Regions from separate parts of the Homo sapiens genome. Here region 1 is linked to region 2. The links are chromatin loops, found by intact Hi-C in ENCODE. Cell type or tissue: IMR-90. All regions are shown on one strand. Links, peaks and the distances in the headings refer to the core of each region. The heading gives the core; the rest is flanking DNA.

Region 1 (10,881 bases), core at 1,766-9,765, 100 kb after region 2:
ACTTTTTTTCCCCTTAGTTTATAAAAGTTCCCAAATTTCTTCTATTTTATTAGCCTCTTACTGTGAAGTTGAGCAAACTTTAGCAACCCAGGTCTGTTCTCTTCAAAGCTGCTCAAAAACGAGGCATTTGTTTTCACCTCTTTCACCTACCATGTATTCAACCAACTAAAACCTGGTTTATGGCCTACAGTGCTATGTTAAACCTCTGTTTAACGTTTCATTGGCCTCATAGTTGCCAAATCCAACAGAGAATTTTGTCCTTAGGTAACCTGTCCTTTCCATGGCCTTTTTCTTTAAGCTCACCTCTTCTATGACATGACATTGTACTTTCCTAGTTGTCTACTTAATTTTCAGACCATTTGTTTTTAATCACTTTCACTGGATTCTCTTTTTACATCCATTCTTTACATATGGGTAGATAATGTTCTTTTTAACAGAAAAAAGCTTGTATTTCATTTATTTACTATCTTCACTAATGTTCATTATTATTTTTCCACAGTATATAACGAGTTCATCTTTTTATTCTCAAGAGTTTTGTGTCCTTATTTTAATGTATATTTTTGGTGGTTTTCCTAAACTAATATTTTAGCTACTGGATAAAAAGGCTTTAGTGGATCTGGCTATCTCATTGATTATATTTTTCTTCCCTTATACTGCAAAGTACATCATAGGTATAATTTTATTTTGAGAAAGAACTATATTCCAATTTTACCTATATATTCCTACTGTAATAACCAAGAGGACATTTCAAAAATGTATATGCTACTATTTTCAGAAGGATATAGATACTAAATCTTTTTAAGCCTTATTAAACTATGTTTTATATTGAATTCTTATTGAGTGAATTTAGTATACATTGAAAAATCTGAAATTCTTATGTCTGCATACCTACTTTTCTACAGAATTATATGAACACAGACAATATTTCTATCATTGCATTTCTCCTAATACTATACATTCTTTCAAAAAGACTCTGTTTACTGCAACTCATCCTAGATTCATTTTTCTAAGTGTATAATTCCAAGCTTTGTGATATAAATTGGAGCAAAAGAGAAAATATCATATTTTGAAAATATATATTCTCCTCATTCTCTCTTAATATCTATTACAAAGTGCAGTAGGCAGAGTATATATTCTTTGGTTCATTGCCTTAATTAACAGCTTTTATGGATCATTAAGTATCATATCCCTTTTTAGTAGAGGAATACCAGTAGTCATAACTATGAATTTGCATTTGCAAAGTTTAAGAAAAATTAACTAGACATGCTTTCTTTTCTAGAGCCAAATAAATGAAATGTCAAAACCAAATTGTGTAGGGTTTTTTATAGCACACTTTTGATTTCCACCTCAGGTCATCTTGCACTTTTCCCTTTACACCTATTCCCACACATTAGGCATGCTCATACTCCAAAATGTTTTTAAAAGATAGCTCCAATTCTCACCAGGCGTGGTGGCTCACACCTGTAATCCTAGCACTTTGGAAGGCCAAGGCGGGCAGATCACTTGAGGCCAGGAGTTCAAGACCAGCCCAGCCAACATGGCAAAACCCTGGCTCTATGAAAAATACAGAAACTTAGCCAGGCGTGGCCACACATACCTGTAATCCCAGCTACTCGGGAGGCTGAGACACAAGAATGGCTTGAGCCCAGGAGGCGGAGGTTGCAGTAAGCTGAGATTGCCCCACTGCGCTCCAGCCTGGGCGACAGAACAAGACTCTGTCTCAAAAAATGAAGCCTCAATTCACTGGAGCAACAGGGCAGGAGACACACTGACCAATTGATAATTTGTCCTCTCACCGCTACTGGAAACTGGAAGTCTAGGATGGGAGGAAGGGGACCCTCGCTGCTGAGTATTGTCCTTCTCACCTCCCTGCCCCAGAATGCCTCTGTTTCACCTGGAGCCAAGGTGGAAAGGAAGAGTTAGTCACCGTCATGCAGCCAGCTGCCAAGTAGAGACACAAGAGTGAGGGTGGGGCTGCTCACTGAGGACCACAGTTCTGCCAACATGGCTGGGTTTAATTGCCTGGAAGTCTGGGTCCCATACAAGTCCCAGACTCATGTGAATTCTGCCATGCTTATGTGATCACAGTAAGTCAGCAGACCTTCAGTGTTCACTTTCAGAATTTCTGTTTTATGTTTCTTTCACCCATGAAGCAAAGAGCACTTCAAAGGAACTAATGCTTACAATACCTCATCCTTCCATTTGTTATATCAGCAAGCAAGACTTTTATTTTAAGGCTTTTCCATTCCTCTTAAATGTTGTAATTCTAAGCAGAAACAAACTTTTTTAAACCTATGAACAATTTCGTCATAAAATTAGTAATTTTATTCCAGTCTGAAATTTAAAAACACAGAAATACCTTGGTAGCATGATGAATCCATTGCCTTGATCTTTAACGTAAGTGTGTTCTTGTTTGTTCTCCTAGCTGTTACAGACGGCCATGTACGAACCGCCAGAAGGCTTGTGAGCCAGGATTTTCATATAGTGAAGAAGTGTGTCGTTGTGTCCCTTCATATTGGAAAAGACCACAAATGAGCTAAGATTGTACTGTTTTCCAGTTCATCGATTTTCTATTATGGAAAACTGTGTTGCCACAGTAGAACTGTCTGTGAACAGAGAGACCCTTGTGGGTCCATGCTAACAAAGACAAAAGTCTGTCTTTCCTGAACCATGTGGATAACTTTACAGAAATGGACTGGAGCTCATCTGCAAAAGGCCTCTTGTAAAGACTGGTTTTCTGCCAATGACCAAACAGCCAAGATTTTCCTCTTGTGATTTCTTTAAAAGAATGACTATATAATTTATTTCCACTAAAAATATTGTTTCTGCATTCATTTTTATAGCAACAACAATTGGTAAAACTCACTGTGATCAATATTTTTATATCATGCAAAATATGTTTAAAATAAAATGAAAATTGTATTATAAGCTGCTAAGTTCAGTCCATTATCATCTTACATGATGAACGAAAACTACTATCATGAAGACACTGATCTTTCTCTGCCCTTTTTTGTTCTCTAACCAGATGTCACATATGTATTACTATGATAAAAAGTATGATCCTGTGAAAGAGAGTGTCAGAGGACAACAGAATGCTATTGCTTCATCTCTTATATGTTTAATGATTATAAACATTTTAGTACATGATACTTTTGAATTTATGACCAAGTGAATCAATATGAAACATCTTGTAAGATAGACTACTTAGCATTGTGATTAAAAGTCATTCAGTGCTCTGAGAACATTCAGAATCTTACGTTGGTAGAAAATCCTGCAGTATATATTAAAATGGCTTTAAATATTTTCTCAAAAATAATCTTTTCCAAATATTTGACTTTTTCTGGCCAGCTAAAATACTTTTTGTGAGTGGAAGTGCTCCTATCCAATACATTTTAAAAAAAAACTAAAAATAATATTTAAATACTCATGCATGTTTAAAAGGAAACATTTCAGCCACACAATTGAAGTGCTTGTTTCATTTTCAAAAAGGCATTACACTAAAATACCTTTATCTTTTTTTTTTTTTTTCTTCAGATAGTGTTGCTCTGTTGCCCAGGCTGGAGTGCAGTGGCGTGATCTCAGCTCACTGCCCCTAACCTCTGCCTCCCGGATTCAAGTGATTCTCCTGCCTCAGCCTCCTGAGTAGCTGGGATTATAGGCACGTGCCGGCACACCTGGCTAATTTTTGTATTTTTAGTGCAGATGGGGTTTCACCATGTTGGCCAGTCTGATCACGAACTCCTGACCTCAAGTGATCCACAGACGTCGGCCTCAAAGTGCTGGGATTACAGGCATGAACCACCGTGCCCAGCCTAAAATACCTTTTACTAAAACAAAGATTTTGCCTGCATAAATAAAACCAAATAAGTGGTTTGTTCGTTGACAGAGAATTATATACTGGTACATCATAACTACTGTATAAAAATAATTAGTCCTGAAAAGAGAAAATATTCCTCATAAGCATGTAAAGGTAGCACATTAATTTAACTAAAACATTTTTGTTTTTTTGAAACGGAATCTCGCTCTGTTGCCCAGGCTGGAGTGCAGTGGTGCGATCTCGGCTCACTGCAAGCTCTGCCTTCTGGGTTCAAGCCATTGTCCCGCCTCAGCCTCTCGAGTAGCTGGGACTACAGAAGCCCACTAAAACATTTTTAACTGGTATAGGTGACAAATCAGTATGATACAAAATATCAGTATCTATATATTTTGCTACAAAATAATGTTTTCTTTCAAACTGTTTAATTAGGAAGTCAGTGCCCTGAAAATATCCTGTTTTCAATACTAACTTTAAAAAATGGTTTTAGTGCAATGGTTACTGAATTCCAGCTGTGTGCTCTGTACAGCATTATCATCTAGTTCATGAAGTAAAGTTGTTTATGTCCTGGAAAAGGAAAGCAGTCTTCCAAAACACTCTCATTTACGAATTATAGACTATTTTTCTATTTTTTAGTAACAATGGCTCTGAAGCTTGTCAGCAGTCAACATATGCATTGGGCATTCTACATACTGGCTAAGGTCTAGAAAGTTTTCAAACTTAAGAATAGTTAAAAAAAAAAACTTTGAAAAGTAAATTTGACAATGGGTGATTACAAAACGAAAATTGAGATCAAAATAACCTCTTTTCATCTTATAGGGAATCACAATCCCTAGTGTATAAAATGCTCATCATCTTTGAAATTCAGCTAAGATTCATTTTTTCATCTTATTTGAGCCAAAAGGAATATAAATAAACATTACATAATCTGTTACTGTTGATCTGGCCAATCATTTTTACATTTGATATATTCATTAATTTTTAAGCTAAATTAGGAGTAAAATATATTCTAAGTTTCAGTAAGCACCCTGAGGCCATGTAAAGAATAGTAGAACCTGATACAATGACTGTCATACGTTATCAGGTTTGAAAACAAACTAAACCGTGTGCTAAACATTAGTTTTTTGGGGTAAACCAAAGAATGAAAACACGAAATCAAAAACTAAAGCCTGAATCATGCCAGAAAAACTATTTAATCTTGTCCCTGGAGATGTAATAATTTTGACCAAAAGTGAGAGTATCGTAAACAAAGATAATATATTGCCGAAGATACTTGCAAACAATTTTATGTGGACCATAAAAATCCCTCTTCAACACATTATAATGAGTGAGATGTTGTGTAGCCAGTGAAGAAAATGGACTAAAGATAAAGCTAAACAATTAATTAGATTAACAAATATGATGCAGCAAAAAAGCTAAAAACTACAGTGAGAATGTTCATAAACTTTGCAGGAAAGTCCTGAGATGCCAATTCAGTCAACCTAAGTGATAAAGTTAAGAAAACTCTGGAAGCTCGCAGCAGTTATTATCTTAAAGCAGTTAGTATATTCCAAATCTTAGAAAGTTTATAAACAGAATTTTATGTCCAGAAACCTAATAGCACATACTCCTTTTAAAAGACTCAAGGAAAAATTGTTTTGGTGAGCAGTTGTGTAAGAGTTAGCGTCCAGATTTTTTGGGGGAAAGCTTTTGACATTTACTAACTGCTTGGCTGAAACAGATTCCATTATTAGAATTTCTAAAAATAACCTTTGTTCTTTGTATTCACACCACTCAAAACAAGTTTGAGTGGCAAATATAAGACTGAATTCACTGACGTACCTAGAATGCACTTTAAAGAAAAGAGAAAGGGTCATGAACTTATCTCTAGGCACTAGGCTTTCTCAAGGGATACCCCGCTTATGAAGGAATTTTACTCAGTGGATGAGAGAGAAGAAACAGACACAACAGGTGAGAGAGTTCATATTACAGCAATTGTTTCATACATTTGCTGTATGAATACGGCAAAGCTTATGAAACTCCTTACCTACATACTGAAGCTCCCATGTTTATCTGTCTAGGAAGTGCTGGGGCTAAGAGAATACACAGGTCTCTCGGCCCACACTCTTCTACATTGCTATGCTGTCCCCAAGATCTGAGCTTTCATTAGCAGGTTTTCCAAAGGATATTTTTTAGGGACTTTACCTTTTAAATTAAAAATGAGAATAGCATAAAAATAGTATTTCACTCTGCTACAGAAGAAAGAGCAGGAATGTGTCTGATTTTTTCTAGATGAATTCTAGAAAGTCCTGAATAAATCCAAATAAAAGTGTCTATCGTACACCCAAACAACAATTTAAGGAAGTCAGTGACACATATCGTGTCATAAAGTAATTAATTATGAAAGAATTACTAATTTATCTGTTCGTATGTTTGAATTATTGGTATATATGGATTTTTTTTTTTTTTTTAAGAAGGAGTCTCGCTCTGTAGCCCAGGCTGGAGTACAGTGGTGCGATCTCGGCTCACTGCAAGCTCTGCCTCCCAGGTTCACGCCATTCTCCTGCCTCAGCCTCCCAAGTACCTGGGACTACAGGTGCCTGCCACCATGCCCGGCTAATTTTTTGTATTTTTAGTGGAGACGGGGTTTCACCGTGTTAGCCAGGATGGTCTCGATCTCCTGACCTCATGATCCGCCCACCTCGGCCTCCCAAAGTGCTGGGATTACAGGTGTGAGCCACCGCGCCCTGCCCTATATGGATATTTTTAAAGTGGGGAATAACTATCTGCTAGCTTATGGAAGTGTGAGCCAGTTTCATATGTTCTTTTCATTACATAACTAACAACTCGTTGTCTAAAGAAGCATACTGTAATAGAAGGAGCTCTGGATTGGGAATCCTAAACTAAGTTTTTAATCCTTACTTTTCTGTGTCCCTAGGCAAATCACCACCTCCCGAGTCTCAGCATGTTAATCTGTGAAGGAAAGAGTTGGATTAAAATTGTGTATGAAATCCTGGCTCTGAAGTTACAAAGTTTGTTCTAAACTATGTACAAGGGGAAAGCAAAACCAGAACATTTTAAGAACTCCAGGGACACAGCATTCTTGAGATTACTGACCCCATTAAGAGGAAATATTTATCTTTTAAAAATGTTGCATGTAAAAAAATTATAAATGAAAAACATATCAGCCTTATACTATAATTCTAATTCTACTTCTTAAATCCTAACACATTTCCATAGCTCAAAGCATCATTCTTCCTGATTTCTTCATATCAAAGGTGATATGGATAAAGACTTTGAAAAATTTATTTTCAAACATCTTGAAAAAAATTAAACCATGAAACTTTCATAAGGAAGGAAAAATTAAGACTTCTCGTGCATGCCTTCCAAAGCTCAATCAGATGCACATATACTGTATTCAGTCCAGGCAAGGCCTTTGAAGCAAAAATCAATTTCTAATGTTGTTACCATATGGCATTCTGATGATAGGATTTCATTAGGGATTGGACCTTTGTTTCTGGGATTTGACATCTATATAATTGTAAGTACAGAGGTCAAAATGTTGAATACTACCCATAGACTCACCCACCAGGACTGATTATATATCAGACTTGATGAAACATGACGATGACTGTCCACACTACCAGCAATAACTGTTTTGATTGGATAGAAATGATGGTGAAACACTGTTAAAAACTTTTTAAAAATTCACTGAGTAATGAATTTCCAGCTAAGAAAGAATTGAAAATGTCTCAAACCAAAATACTTAATTTTACAAAGAAAATTTCTGAATACTTTTAAAAAGAGAAAAAAGTTTTCAGGAATATTCAACACCATTGGACTTTATAGCAATATTTTTAATGTGCCATTAAAGTCATGTGGAATTTTTTTCATTATTTTAAGGCAGCTGTGCATCCTCTTAGCCTTTTTGAAAATTCATTTTCTTATATTCAAATGTATATAGTTTATATAGCTCTGTTCAGTAATTTTTTTTTTAAGACAGAATCTCACTCTATCACCAAGGCTGTAGTGCAGTGGTATGATCTCAGCTCACTGAACCTCCACTTCCAGGGTTCAAGTGAGTCTCCTGCCTCAGCCTCCGAGTAGCTGGGATTACAGGCACTCGTCACCATGCCCAGCTGATTTTTGTATTTTTAGTAGAGATGAAGTTTCACCGTGTTGGCCAGGCTGGTCTCGAGTGGTCCTGACCTCAAGTGATTCGCCAGCCTTGGGTTCCCAAAGTGCTGGGATTACAGGCATGAGCTACCATGCCTGGTCCATTGAATTTCTTTATTGGAAATATGATTACACCTATAAAAAATGTAACTCTGTCCATTCAATTTTAAAAGGACTCCTTTTCTTTGATATTAGTGACGTCGCTAAACACACGCCATCCAGATTTCACAGAGCCCTTCCTAAATATGTAACAAATGGCTTCTCCCTGTTATTCACACTTCATATTTCCTTTCTATACAGGTTTTTTTCAAAGCACTAGTTTTTTTTTTTCTATATCACCTTCTCATCTTAAACAATATGATTTAACCCTTTATTATTTCTTTCTTTACACTCATACTCTAATGTTTCCACTCCACAATATTTTTGGCAACTGCTGCTCAATAATAGCTATCACAGGAAAAACAATACCAGGAATCAGATAAGATTTTGGAATCTTAAGTTCAAACATTCTCAGCTTCCTTCCTTTCTTTCCCAGGCTTTGGATTGACAGAATGATACCCATTTTAATACTGCACTTCTTAATTGTGATGATACCTTTGAAGCTCATTCTCCTCATAGAGCACGCAGTAAGTAAAGGGCCACAGACAAGCACTTGGACTTGCTAACAAAAGGGAGGGAAAAACGAAGGAAGAAAGGAAATGAAGAAAAGGAGAAAGTAGGAAGGAAAAATATGGAACAAAATAAGGAAGGGTGAGAAAGGAAAACAAAAGAGAAAAAGCAGGAACACTAAAATTTTAAGAAAACATGAGGGGGGTCTCATGACCTGTTGGGACAGGGATAGGGAAGGTGTGGTCACGTCTTGAAATGCACAGAGAAATTTCTGCAATTTGTGAACAAGAATGGTAAAGACAAAATTATATTATCTCTTCAGCAGTATTTGAATTGGATTGTGGTATTTATTAAGTAAATGAGATAAATACCGTGATGGTTGTTTGAAAATTTCAGTGGTAAAAGTCTGAAATAAAACAGTGAAAGGTATTTGGCATGAAATAACTTCATTCTTTACTTGTGCACATGGACACTCTAATGCCACATCATCTATGATTATTCATACAATGGTGTATTGCTTTTGAGAGAGCATGAAGAAACTAATAATTTCCTAATTTCTAGATTTAAAGCAGATGTTTTTACATGAAATTTTGGATCACCTGAGAATTTGGTTGTGATTTTTTTTTTCTAACAAGACATATGACTGGCTTGCTCTTTGTGTGAGAAATTTACAAGCTCAGTTGTCCCTATCATATTGATGAAGGACAGGCAAGCCCCAAAATTGGGGCTCAGCCAGGGAGGGTTCTTGGCTTCATCTAGGAAAGAATTCAAGGACAAGCCAGTGGTGTGAGACAGCAACTTTTATTGAAGCAGCAGCAGAGGTACTTCTCCTTGTGGAGCAGGGCTACCCCGTAGGCAGTGTGCCCAGAATAGCAGCCAAGAGGCAGTTCTGCAGTCATATTTATACTCACTTTTAATTACGTGCAAATAAAGGGGAAGTTTATAAAGGAATTTCTAGGATGAGCGTCGTAACTTCTGAGGTTTCAGGTCATTGTGGTGGAAAGCGGTGCTAACTTCCAGGTGTTGCTGTAGCAATGGTAAGCTGACATGGTACACTGGTGGGCCTGTCTTAGGGGGAGGTGCTTCTTCCCTGGACCTGTTTTAGCTAGTCCTCCATTTGGTCCAGTGTCTGAGCCCCACCTCCTACCTCAGTATCTGGGTGGGCAGTCAAGCTTGACAACTCACCCTCTAGGGCATGTAGGAAAGAGAACTCTTATTTGTCCACATCATGTGGTAACTTATTCCCTGGGCTTCCGGGAAACTAGAGCTTCAATAATGGAGGGATATTGGAGTTTGCAGAGTTCACTTAAACAATCATCAGTCTCTTGTCTGCATCTGAGATAATTCGAGGAATTTGGTTTAGACCTAGAAGGGGTTTTCAGTAATTGTAGAGGTCAACCTCTCATTTTTACAAATAAAGTTATGGACAGTCCTGAACTTTTAAGAATTCTTTCACCAAATTCATATGCCTTGATTCTCTCTTCTCTTATGAAAATTTATTTTACCAAGGACTTTGCATCTTCATACAGAGGTTTCCCTGTTTGATGCAAATCCAGATGCAAATAGATGCAAATCCAAATATGCCTAGGTTTTTCAGAAGGTTGCATTTTCAAACCCACTTTCCCTGGTAGAGCCTGGTAGAGTTTCCCTAACAGAATACCACAGGCTGGTGGCTTAAACAACAGAAATTTATGTTTTCACAGCTATGGAGGCTAGAAGTCCAAGATCAGGGTGCCATCCTGGCTGGTTTCTGGTGAAGCCTCTCTTCCTGGCTTCCAGATGGCCACCTTCTCACTACGTTCTCACATAGATTTTCTCTGTACATATGGAGAGAGAAAGAGTGAGATCTGGTATCTGTTCCTGTTCTTACAAGGACACCAGTACTGCTGGCTGAGGACCCCGCCTTTATGAGCTCATTTAACCTTAGTTGCCTCCCTGAAGGTCTTATCTCAAAATACATTAGAGGTTAGAGCTTGAACATATGGATTTGGGGGAGGGGACACAATTCAGTCCTTAGAAATCTTTGTGCCCAAATTTTAATTAGCAAGAAAAAGTCGAATATGAATCAAACATTTTGAAACCAATGAAAATATCCCAAGACAGTTAGAGTATCTGAGTAGTGTTGAGAGCTGGGGATAAAAGAAAAGTAAACAAGAATTTTACAATCTGGAGATTTGCAGAGAGAACAATTAGCTCAATTATTCAAGTTATACTGAAAACTCTACCTGAGAGAGCTTGTTGAAAAACGGCTTTACTGAGCTTGAAGTAAAAATGATAAAATATCTGTATGCATGAACTGGATT
Region 2 (10,881 bases), core at 1,200-9,199:
TCTAAGAAAGCTGACCAGAAGCTTCTCAGAAGCTTCTCAGAAGCCATTTTCAACTGCAGGGTTTCTTAAAGTGTCTGGCAGTGACTCTGCCTTTCTCATTACAGTGGCCACCCATATATGGTATTCGAACTCCTCTATATGCTCCTGATTGCTGGCGATGATAGTGGTGATTACTTTTGACTTACTGTAGGCACCCATCATTGTGCTATCTGGATACATTTACAAAAGTATAGAAATAGACATCTCTGCCATTATGGTTTGCATTCCAAACGAAGCAAGCAGTGTAAACAGTGGTCATGCTTAGATACACATACACAGAACCCCCCACACACATATTCATGCATACACCGCTTAATAGTTCTTCAGACTGCCAAGTGTGACTTACGTGTTCTTTCTTGCATGGTTAAGAATTTGTAGACAGTTCATTGAAATAGAATATTTAGACAATCAGAAGTGTACAAGATTAGAATCTCTATATTTGCACACACATTTATTTGTAGGTCAGTGGGCAATTGAAAAAAAAGAGAAGGAGAGAACCCTAAAGTGTCCTGGAAATTCCTGCTTTTTAAAATCTGCTAAAAATGAGACCAGAAAGGTGGGAGTGGGGATGTGAGGAGGTGGGTAAACTACCAAATAAACAATATAAATACTTTGGCTGTTCTTATAAAAGGTTTTTTTAAATATGGTGGAATAATTTACTCAAACTCAAGAGATGCCACCTACTAGAGAAAGGACATACTGAAAGAGGAAATATTCAAATGCACAACTTTGTGTAAAAGGTAATACTTACAAGTTTAAAAGACTCACTTCTAAAGAAGTTTGGCTTCAACCTGTCCTCATTTGGACAGGTGGAAAGATGTATATTTTGGGGTAGACCAGAAAGATGTGGTTTGACTTCTATAGTTGAAAGGTTTCTATTTAGACATTTATTTTGTAATTTAATTTACCTAAAACTTCATCCCTAAATTACCATTTTCTCTTACTTTTATGCAATAGTAAAGTATGCAGTCATAAGTGATAAAGGCTGGGATCAAAGCTAGCTATTTTGCTAACTGCAGAACCTATGCACTCTGTTTACACTGCCTGTGATAGCGCCTGGAAGAACTCACTGCCAATATTTCTGCTTGTTTCAGTCACATAACTGTTGCTTGTGTCAGTGACGTAACTTGTTTAGAGATGCAGTGCAGTGGATAAGAGCACAGGGTATGGACATGCCTTTCTGTATTCATGTCCTGAGGATGCCTCTTAGTACCTGTGTGACCTTGGACAAGTTACTTAGTTTCTCTCTGCTTCTTTGTAGCACAATGAGTAGATGCTAATTTTTAATTTTTAATTTTTTCTTTTTCTTTGTGTCTGTTTTGTGTATTTAGTTACTTTATCTTTTTTTTTTTTTTTTTTTTTTTGAGACAGACTCTGGCTCTGTAGCCCAGGCTGGATGGAATGCAGTGGTGCTATCTCAGCTCACTGCAAGCTCCGCCTCCCAGGTTCACGCCATTCTCCTGCCTCAGCCTCCTGAGTAGCTGGAACTACAGGTGCCCACCACCACACCCAGCTAATTTTTTTTTTATATTTTTTTAGTAGAGACGGGGTTTGACCATGTTAGCCAGAATGGTCTCAATCTCCTGACCTCGTGATCTGCCCGCCTCGGCCTCCCAAAGTGCTGGGATTACAGGTGTGAACCACCACGCCCAGCCTAGTTACTTTATCCTTTTAAAAGTCCTCTTCCAAAATGTAGAATATAATTAATGCCTGCTTAATCAGGTTGTTTTGAGGATAAGAATGTGTATATAGGCCAGGTGTGGTGGCTCACGTCTGTAATCCCAGCACTTTGGGAGTCTGAGTCAGGTAGATCACTTGAACCCAGGAGTTTGAGACCAGCCTGAGCAACATGGGGAAAACCCTATCTCTACAAAAAATAGAAAAATTAACTGGGCATGGTGACACGTGCCTGTATTCACAGCTACTCTGGAGGCTGAGGTGAGAAGATGGCTTGAGCCCAGGAGGCGGAGGTTGCAGTGAGTGAGCTGAGATCACCCCACTGCACTCCAGCCTGGGCAACAGAGTGAGACTCTGTTTCAAAAAAAAAAAAAAAAAAACAGCATGTGCATACATATAAAGCCCTTGGAACCATGATTGGCATATAGTAAGCTTTCTGTAAATTTGTGTTAAATAGATAGTCTTCATGATCAGAAAACAAACAAAGAATATAGCATGTAAGTACTATGTCCTAGACATATGACATAACTGTGATTCTTCAGCACCTTGCAACTAATTTATTAAATTTTTAAAATTATAAATTACTGACAATTTTCCCAATTTCTAAAATATAGCAAGAGGATATAATACTGATGTTTGATTTTGAAACAGGTGAAGGAAATGCAGGGTGTTTAATCATTCAGTGTCTGGAGGCTACATACTGTAGTTCTGCCTATAATATGTTCCCACTTCCCCTGGGTGCCGGGGTTTGTTCCTCTCCTGGAGGGCAGCACAGGTGTCCATAGACCACACCAAACCAAAGAATCTGGGATGATGCTGTCTCCTTATGTGCTTCATTCATACTTAGGTCATTTGGCTGTAAAGGATTTTGGTACACATAAGCTTTTTATAATGCCATATAATTTAATATGAACTCATCTTGAATATATTCAGAGCATATACATTTTCAAGTTTAAATGTTTATTAATGAAACATGCTAATGTTGCTACTTTGATGTGTAAATATCTCATCTATATTATTGCCACAAAAAATAAATATGCATTCTAAATTTACAATGAAATCATCACAGAATACCTAAAATATCAACAATTTCACTGAGGAAAATATAAAGAAAACTTAAGGGGAGAATGCTATATGCCAGAGTTAAACTTGTGTGAATTTGTTTAGGAAAATGTGATTGCACTGTTCCTAAGGGACCCTCTTCCAGAATGGTAACTAGTACAGCGTGTGCTGTCTGAGATGTGCGGACACTGGGACACTGGGATGAATTATGGAGTAGATACTTTCCTTCTCTGAGAGTAAGCTGATTTGCTTGAGTACTCTAGTTTATTCCAAATAGTTGATTTTGTTTGGTGGTTCTCTTTGTCAATTTGCCAGTCAGTGCTGTGACTTGCGTGGTTACCCTGTGCTGAAGACTACAGTGCTGGGGGCATTGGAGGCCCGTGAGCAGACAGGAAAAAGGGAGGAAAAATCAGTGGTGGACACACTTCCCAGCTCTTGAACAGCTGACAGCATATTTTTTTGATTCAGTAACATCCAGAAAGTATTCACTTCCCTAGGATTCCAGTGCAGATGTTAGTTGGAGTATTTTAGAACTTTTGACCAGATACCACATTTTTAAACAGAATTTTTTTTCTGACTGGAACTGGAACAAAGCACTAAACACTAAATAGACCCTCAGGTAGTATGTAAGTACATTAAAAATTAGATAATACTATATTATTCATTCACATCTCTATGGAGATACTGTATCATCTTTTTAAAAGCAATTTTCGTATTAATATTTGTATTTCAGAATTAGAATTGTATGTAAGCATATAATAAAATGAAGCTTTATAGTTCAGTGCTATTATGTTTTCCCAATTATAGAATTCAAATTAACATTTTAATGTGATTTTCTTCATAGTAATTTTTCATTGTCACACTAATTTATTTTTCTCTCAACTTTTTTTTATTTAAAAATTTTTTTTTTTTTTAATTTGAGACAGGCCTCACTCTATTTCCCAGGCTGCAGTGCAGTGGCATGAACGTGGCTCGTTGCAGCCTCCGCCTCCTGTACTCAAGTGATCCACCTACCTCAGCTTCCCAAGTAGCTGGGATCACAGGCACGTGCCACCCCACCCAGCTATTTTTTAAAATTTTTTGTAGAAATGAGGTCTCACTAAGTTGCCCAGGCTGCTCTCAAACTCCTGGGCTCAAGTGATCTGCCTTGGCCTCCCAAAGTGCTGGGATTACAGGCATGAGCCGCTGTTCCAGCCTAATTTCTTTTTCTCTTACAAGTGCTTTGCTTACATTTTTATTGTTAGAAACAGGATTCAAATAACTGCTTATTTAATATTCTTTTTATGTAGAAGAAACAGTCTTGAACTTGATAATACTTTTGGTTCCAACTTGTTAAAATATTGGAAAAGGATGAAACATTTGTGAAAATAATCAGACCTTGGCACTGCGGTAGTTGAGGAAGAGTCATGCGTGTGAGTGAGTGCCACTCTGAGACAGGCAGCACTTTCTCCCTTGTGGTAATTGAATAGGGTATGGGAAGCCGACTACTTAATCTGCTTCAGGCAAGCAGTGTTCAAAGTTTAACGCCCTTTTACTGAAATGACAAACATAATCACCTTACCTAAAAGGATGTGTGGGTAATGATTTTACCAAATAGTTCACTTGGTGAACAATAGTGAAAACAGTTCACCTTCCCTTGTCTTTGTTTACAATTAAATGAGCCCCTCCAGGTCCCTCCCTGCCCCAAGAGTGGATGAATTTGGCAAATCAGACTGAAATGTTAAAGAAAATGGTCTTGACTACTCTGTTTTAACTGAAGTGACCACACAGCTGCCATGAATCCTGTGATTGAATTCCTATAACCTGTAAAAGGGATTGTTATTTCCACTCACTCCAAATTTCTTGGAAGTAGCTAGTTGATATCAGATACCAGATGCGAGGCTATTTTAAATCACTGTGATTTAATTTACTATAATATCATTGCCTACATGGAATATTTTTAATTCTTTCTTTTTGTTTGTGTCTGTTTTGTGTATTTAGTTACTTTATCCTTTTAAAAGTCCTCTTCCAAGTTTATGTTTTGAAAAAAGAGAACACTTACTGAGATTCATGTTTGCTTACAGGTCATGACATTTATGACTTCCCTAAAAAACAAACTGATCCCTTTGTCTCAGAGCCAAATTTTAGTTTTAACATAATAGTGATTCATTGTTTGTTCTCTCTGAGTCCTAGATCTCTCTTTTAATTTTGGTGTCTGTCCATGCCAAATTAGAATTTTATTAAGGCCAAAATTATTCATGAGTCATGACCATCACACTTAACAATTGGGTAATTTGAAGCTGCTTCAGATACACATTAAAGCAAATAATGATGTCATAAATTTTAATGCAATATTTTTTTTCCTTTAATATTGGTAGCAGTGAAGCCTGCTCTGTTAGAGACCAATTCTGTTTTACTTTAGAAAAATGTACCTTTGTGCTCATGTCCATGAGAGCACAGTGTAGTTATTTTATTACTATAATATAGCACACAGTGACACATAACTTAGTAAATTAAAGATTGAAAATATTTAAAATTGGTGATTTTTTGTGCCATGTTGATTTGACATTTATTCTTCTATCTGTCTAAAACTAGGAGCAGTGCTAGTGTGACAGCCTCAAGTCATGTTAACACGACACACGTAGAAGACTGACGCTCGGGCTTCCTCTAGTGCAAAACACCTGAAATTCAAATTTTGCTTTTCTGTGCTATTTTCCTAATTAAATGTATCCTTGATGTTGAGTTTAACTTTATTACACCCCTGTTAAATATCTGCAATGTGTTGGGAAGGAGGAGGACACATATGCCTGATTTAAATTTAATATAACTGTATAGATATAATTTCATTTTCCATTCAATCATTGAAATGATATAAATTAATATATGTACAGCTAAAATTAAATCTGTGATGTCGAGATGAACTCCATGCTGTCCTTGGTGCACTGTGTATTACACATGGGTATTAAATGCGTGCTTAGTGCTTAGTGAATGGGTTAGAAGGAGTTTTTTTTTTTTTTTTTTGAGATGGAGTCTCGCTCTGTCGCCCAGGCTGGAGTGCAGTGGGGTAATCTCGGCTCACTGCAACCTCCGCCTCCCGGGTTCAAGCAATTCTCCCTGCTTCAGCCTTCTGAGTAGCTGGGATTACAGGCACGCACCACCATGCCAGGCTAATTTTTGTATTATTTAGTAGAGACTGGGTTTCACCCTGTTGGCCAGGCTGGTCTTGAACACCTGACCTCAGGTGACCTGCCCGCCTCTGCCTCCCAAAGTGTTGGGATTACAGGCGTGAGCCACCACACCTGGCCTAGAAAAGAGTTTTAATAGATACCCCTGTAAAATGCCAAGCAATCAGTTGCCATTACTAAGAACTGCAACAAGTTCCAGTTAAAGATGTACATGTTTAAGAGCTGTCGTTCTTTAATAAAATATGACCAAGATGTCTTAAACATGGGCTTTAATACATGTTACTGTGGGTTTCACTCCAACTTAATAGCACACAAAGTTCTGAAGACACATGATTTCACTGGTGGTACATTCGCACATTGTTTTCTGTCCATGTTTAAGTTCATTCTTGTCCAGAACAGTTTCTGGTTTTCTAAGCCTAACGTATTAACATTTGAGTTAATTAAATCGATAGGGAGCCTTTTATCTTTTTTTTTTTCCTATCTGGGGGCTTTGCTTTCGCACTGACATTAGCAGTTCCCTTCCTATGTGCAATAGGAAAATGTGCAGTCATTCCAGGAGCATGGTCTCCTCAGGAGGTTAAAAGTGATTGTAACTTAGAGGTTAATGTTTCACTCCAGAGGAAAGTGTTTCACCCCACTTGATGATGTGCCCCTGGGTGCTCACAGAAAGAGTAGTACTCTTTTTTAAACCAAAATTTTAGACACGTGTTATGCAAATCTTCTTTATAAATTACACATTCTTTTCTTTCCTTTTATTCTTTTACTCCAGTATACTATTTTGCAATTAAAACATTTTAAACTTCTTCCAGAAAAAAACTTCTTCCAATAACTTCTTACTTCAAACTACTTTTACTAATGACAAAATAACTATGTCCATCACAGTGAGGAATTATTCATTGTTTATACCACCTTGTATTACTTATATAAATATCATCCTATAAAAAATACTATATATTGGGACTAGATTTTCTTAAATTTAAATTTAAATTCTTTTGGAAAATCAGGTTCTATCAGCTCTGTTGTCTTTTCATCTCTAATTGTACATCTTCCCACTATTTTGATTTATACATGATGTTATTATATTAGGATAGCTTTGATTTTAATGTAATATTAGCTAGTTTTATGGCTTGAAAAACTTAGTACATAGACTATATTCATAAATACAGCACTATACATTCTAGCATATGGCGTGTGCACTTAATCTGAAGAATTAGACATTTTTTCCTGTTCTGTGATGATTGATTGATTGGTGGTGGGGGCAGAAGGTGGCCAGTCTTTGGCAACATGTAAAATTTTGTTAAAATTTTGTCAAACTGATTTATTCCATTGCTAAATTTTGAAATCAGCATTTTTTTAGGGGGAATATCTCGAGTTTATGAGGACAGAAAGAAATATTCTTAGAAAATTGAGAAGGTTTTGTCCCTGTACATGCAAACTAGGGGGTGTTTAGATCAGAGCAAATGTCTTGCAGCAGGGGTTGACGCCGGGCCATGTTTAGTCATCAAAGCATGACTTCTATTCTGGGAATGTGGTAATTGAGAGGTAAATATTATTTACAATAGCCCTTATAAATCTTTAGTTGTTCAACAAAATAACTTGCCATCAGAGTTAGATGATTTAGCTAAAATTATTTAATTGGGTTATTCCTACTTGATCCAACATTTGATTATAATATATGTAGTAGCGTTAAATAATTTGGGATTTCTGGCCTCTGGCTGGCTGTTGAAGACTTTTTGTTGGTGGCGGGGGGCATCCTAAGGAACAACTTGCCCTCTACTAGCATTCTTTACTAGAAAAAGCTCCTATTTACTTGTTTTTTTTTTCCTAAATATGTGTTTTATTTCCTTTTGGCATTGTCTTTCTTGCTCCCAATTATAATTGTGAGCAAATAGCAATCGAAATTCTGTGTAACTTCCAGCACAGTTTAGTCATCAGAGCTTGCCAGCAAGTATGTCTATTGTGAGGAAACTGCATTTGCCACAGCTAGACCATCAGCAAGTGAAGTCGTATTGTCCTCTGTTTTGTAGTTGTTTTTTCCTATTTATGCTTTACTCTGATTCAAGTTCAGCATCTCAGTGATCATAATTGTGGGGAAAAAAATTCATTTTGAACTATAAACAGAAAAGATACCAAGTTGTTGTATTTGAAAGATTATTTTAGAATGTGGTTATACCTTCAAGTAAAATAAGCTGTAAAATAAGCTGAAGAACCATATATTTAGGCACATTTTGACTATAAAATAGATCCTCTACATATAACAAGAATAGCTTTTTTTTTTTTTTTTTTTTTTTTTTTTTTTGAGACAAAGTCTTGCTCTGTCGCCCAGGCTGGAGTGCAGTGGCACAATCTTGGCTCACTGCAAGCTCCACCTCCTGGGTTCATGCCATTCTCCTGCCCCAGCCTCCCGAGTAGCAGGGACTACGGGTGCCCACCACCATGCCCAGCTAAGTTTTTGTATTTTTAATAGAGACAGGGTTTCAATGTTAACCAGGATGGTCTCGATCTCCTGACCTTGTGATCCGCCTGCCTCGGCCTCCCAAAGTGCTGGGATTACAGGTGTGAGCCACGGAGCCTGGCCTATATATAACAAGAATTGCTTTTATATGTCTATATGTCACTTCATAATATTTGTTTATTATTTAGCTAGTTATTGCCTATAAGCCAGTATTTAGGTATTATATAAAATCTGAGGAAAACAGTTCTATAAGATTCAGTAAAATTCCAATTCTATAAGATTCCAAGATGTAAAGTGTTTTAGGTATTTAAAAGTTTTATATAGACAATAGTGACTCATTTGTTATGGTATATGAATATAGACAAGAACTTAGACTGAAGCAAAAAATAACAATTAGTTACATAGCTATTTCAAAGCCCATGCAGTAGTTTTTTGTTTGTTTGTTTGAGACGGAGTCTCGCTGTCTCGGCCAGGCTGGAGTGCAGTGGTGCGATCTCGGCTCACTGCAAGCTCCGCCTCCTGGGTTCAAGCCATTGTCCTGCCTCAGCCTCCTGAGTAGCTGGGACTACAGGCGCCCGCCACCACGCCCGGCTAATTTTTTGTATTTTTTTTTAGTAGAGATGGGGTTTCACCATGTTAGCCAGGATGGTCTGGATCTCCTGACCTTGTGATCCACCCACCTCGGCCTCCCAAAGTGCTGGGATTACAGGCGTGAGCTACCGCACCCGGCCAGTAGTTTTTAATGTTCAGTGAAGTTAAAACATCTCCCGTCCAGTTATGCTGTGTAATAAATATTAAAGCAGGAGATATTAGAACAATACAACACTTACTGTGCTATTTATAATTTAAAATATTAAAGATAAATAATGGAATAACTATAAATATTGATACTATGATAAAACTTTTAGCATGTCTAAGTTGTTCATTTTGATAGATACAAAAAACCAAAGCCAAGCAAAATAAAACACACCTAAAACTTTATGAATGTTAACAATTTTCTATTTTTGCCATAAATCTTTGGCCGTTGCACCATATTTTATTGAATAAAGGACAGTTGTTAAGCTAGGGCTTGGTCCACTGTGTGTCAGTATCAGGATGTGATGATTCTTTTCTGACCCATATTCTTCTCTCTCTTTGGCTTTGGTTCTCTTGTACGACTCTTCTGTAGGTGGCCTTGGCCACACCTGTGAAATATAGGGCACAGTTGTGCTGCTTCTACTCATTGTGAACTTGATCATATGTTTTGTATTGTGCCTCTCTTCATTGGCTCCTTTTTATTTTAGTGTAATTCAAAGTGTTAATTGGAGGTTTTAAATGTAGTTTTGACCAAATTGTGTTTGAGGTCACATGTACCCAGTTTAAAAAACGAAGAAAAAAATTCAACTCACTTCCCAGCGTCCTTTGCAGCTAATGTTGCCCTCGAATAGTTCTTGCTCATAAGAGAAAATCTAGCAGGGATTTATGGGAAAACTTTTGCTTTTTTTTGCTAAGGCACTGCTTTTCTTCTTGTTCCCTTATTTCCTTCCATGGAAATCAGAAAATGTTTTATAATTTTAAAACTTTACCTTTGTTTCTCAAAATAACACTTTCAGACTTATGTAAAGCAAGATTTTAATAATTAATATGTTGCCTCGATTATGGAGTAACTTTCCAAAGTTGTACTATCATGATCTTAATTTATTGACCCTTAGGGTTAAGATAATTTGTGTGTTTATAACCTAACATTCTTTGCTTGGCTGATAGATTCCTTTAAAATGTTATGTGTTTATATTTTGTACATACTTTAAGAAGCTTTATTCAATTGCCACATTTCAAATAAATAAAGGTTCTTTTTTTTTTGGTAAGCCTATACCTTTGTTTCTTCTAGCTTTTAAAAGTGTTAATAGCGTGGGAATGACCCTTGACCATCTCTGATTGTTTGGGAAATGGTAACTAGAAAGAACTGAGAGAGGACAAACTTGGATGAGAAGTCTCAGAACTGATAGTAAAAACAAATGCAAACAAGAAAATATATTACGTACTTCATTCAGATTAATAAGTAATTAAACACTTGAACTATTCAAAAATCTAGTTTGAGTCTAGGCTTTTGCAAGCCTGAATTTGTCATCATAATCATCAAAATTAGAAATTACGAAAGAATGTTAATTTAAATTTAAAACAGCTGGAAATACAATACATGGCCTATAAGCTTATCTTCTCATCTGTCAACAACTGCTTGCATATGTCACATGAACTGTTTTAACTGCAATTACAAAAGTCAATGGAATGTTTAGAGGTGATTCAAAAAATGTGATTGGCTGACATATAGAGTTATCCTAAGAAACAGGCTGTCCAACACAATTTTAAATATACTCAAGCTCTTTTATACTGATTAAGAGTTTCAAGTTAAGGTTTTGGGTTAAAAAATCAACATCAAATGATAAATAAGAAATATAATCTTGTTTAAATTATTTATTCTAATAGTTTATTTATGAACACAACATA

Evidence for each region. Hi-C counts contacts between places; a loop is a spot of excess contacts. Peaks named below come from ENCODE experiments on the same cell type or tissue, not always from the same donor. Only the 100,000 strongest peaks of a DNase experiment are listed, where the experiment ranks them.
Region 1: a loop joins it to region 2, with 7 times the contacts of the local background. A loop is called at or near these places in 2 of 110 quality-filtered maps.

What each region holds. Positions count from the first base shown.
Region 1 is chr4:176,675,585-176,686,465 of GRCh38, reverse strand. VEGFC (vascular endothelial growth factor C) reads left to right here. Exons shown (of 7, transcript NM_005429.5): 7 at 2,426-2,928. The coding sequence ends at 2,540. All of the region lies in intron 2 of HAFML (HuR (ELAVL1) associated fibroblast migratory lncRNA), which reads right to left. Among named protein-coding and RNA genes, the nearest start is that of HAFML, 27 kb to the right of the region's middle. In IMR-90, for the core only: no CTCF peak of the experiment used is centred there; no DNase peak of the experiment used is centred there.
Region 2 is chr4:176,775,279-176,786,159 of GRCh38, reverse strand. All of the region lies in intron 1 of VEGFC (vascular endothelial growth factor C), which reads left to right. Among named protein-coding and RNA genes, the nearest start is that of VEGFC, 12 kb to the left of the region's middle. In IMR-90, for the core only: no CTCF peak of the experiment used is centred there; DNase peaks (open chromatin) are centred at 7,429 and 7,889; H3K27ac peaks cover 3,130 bases.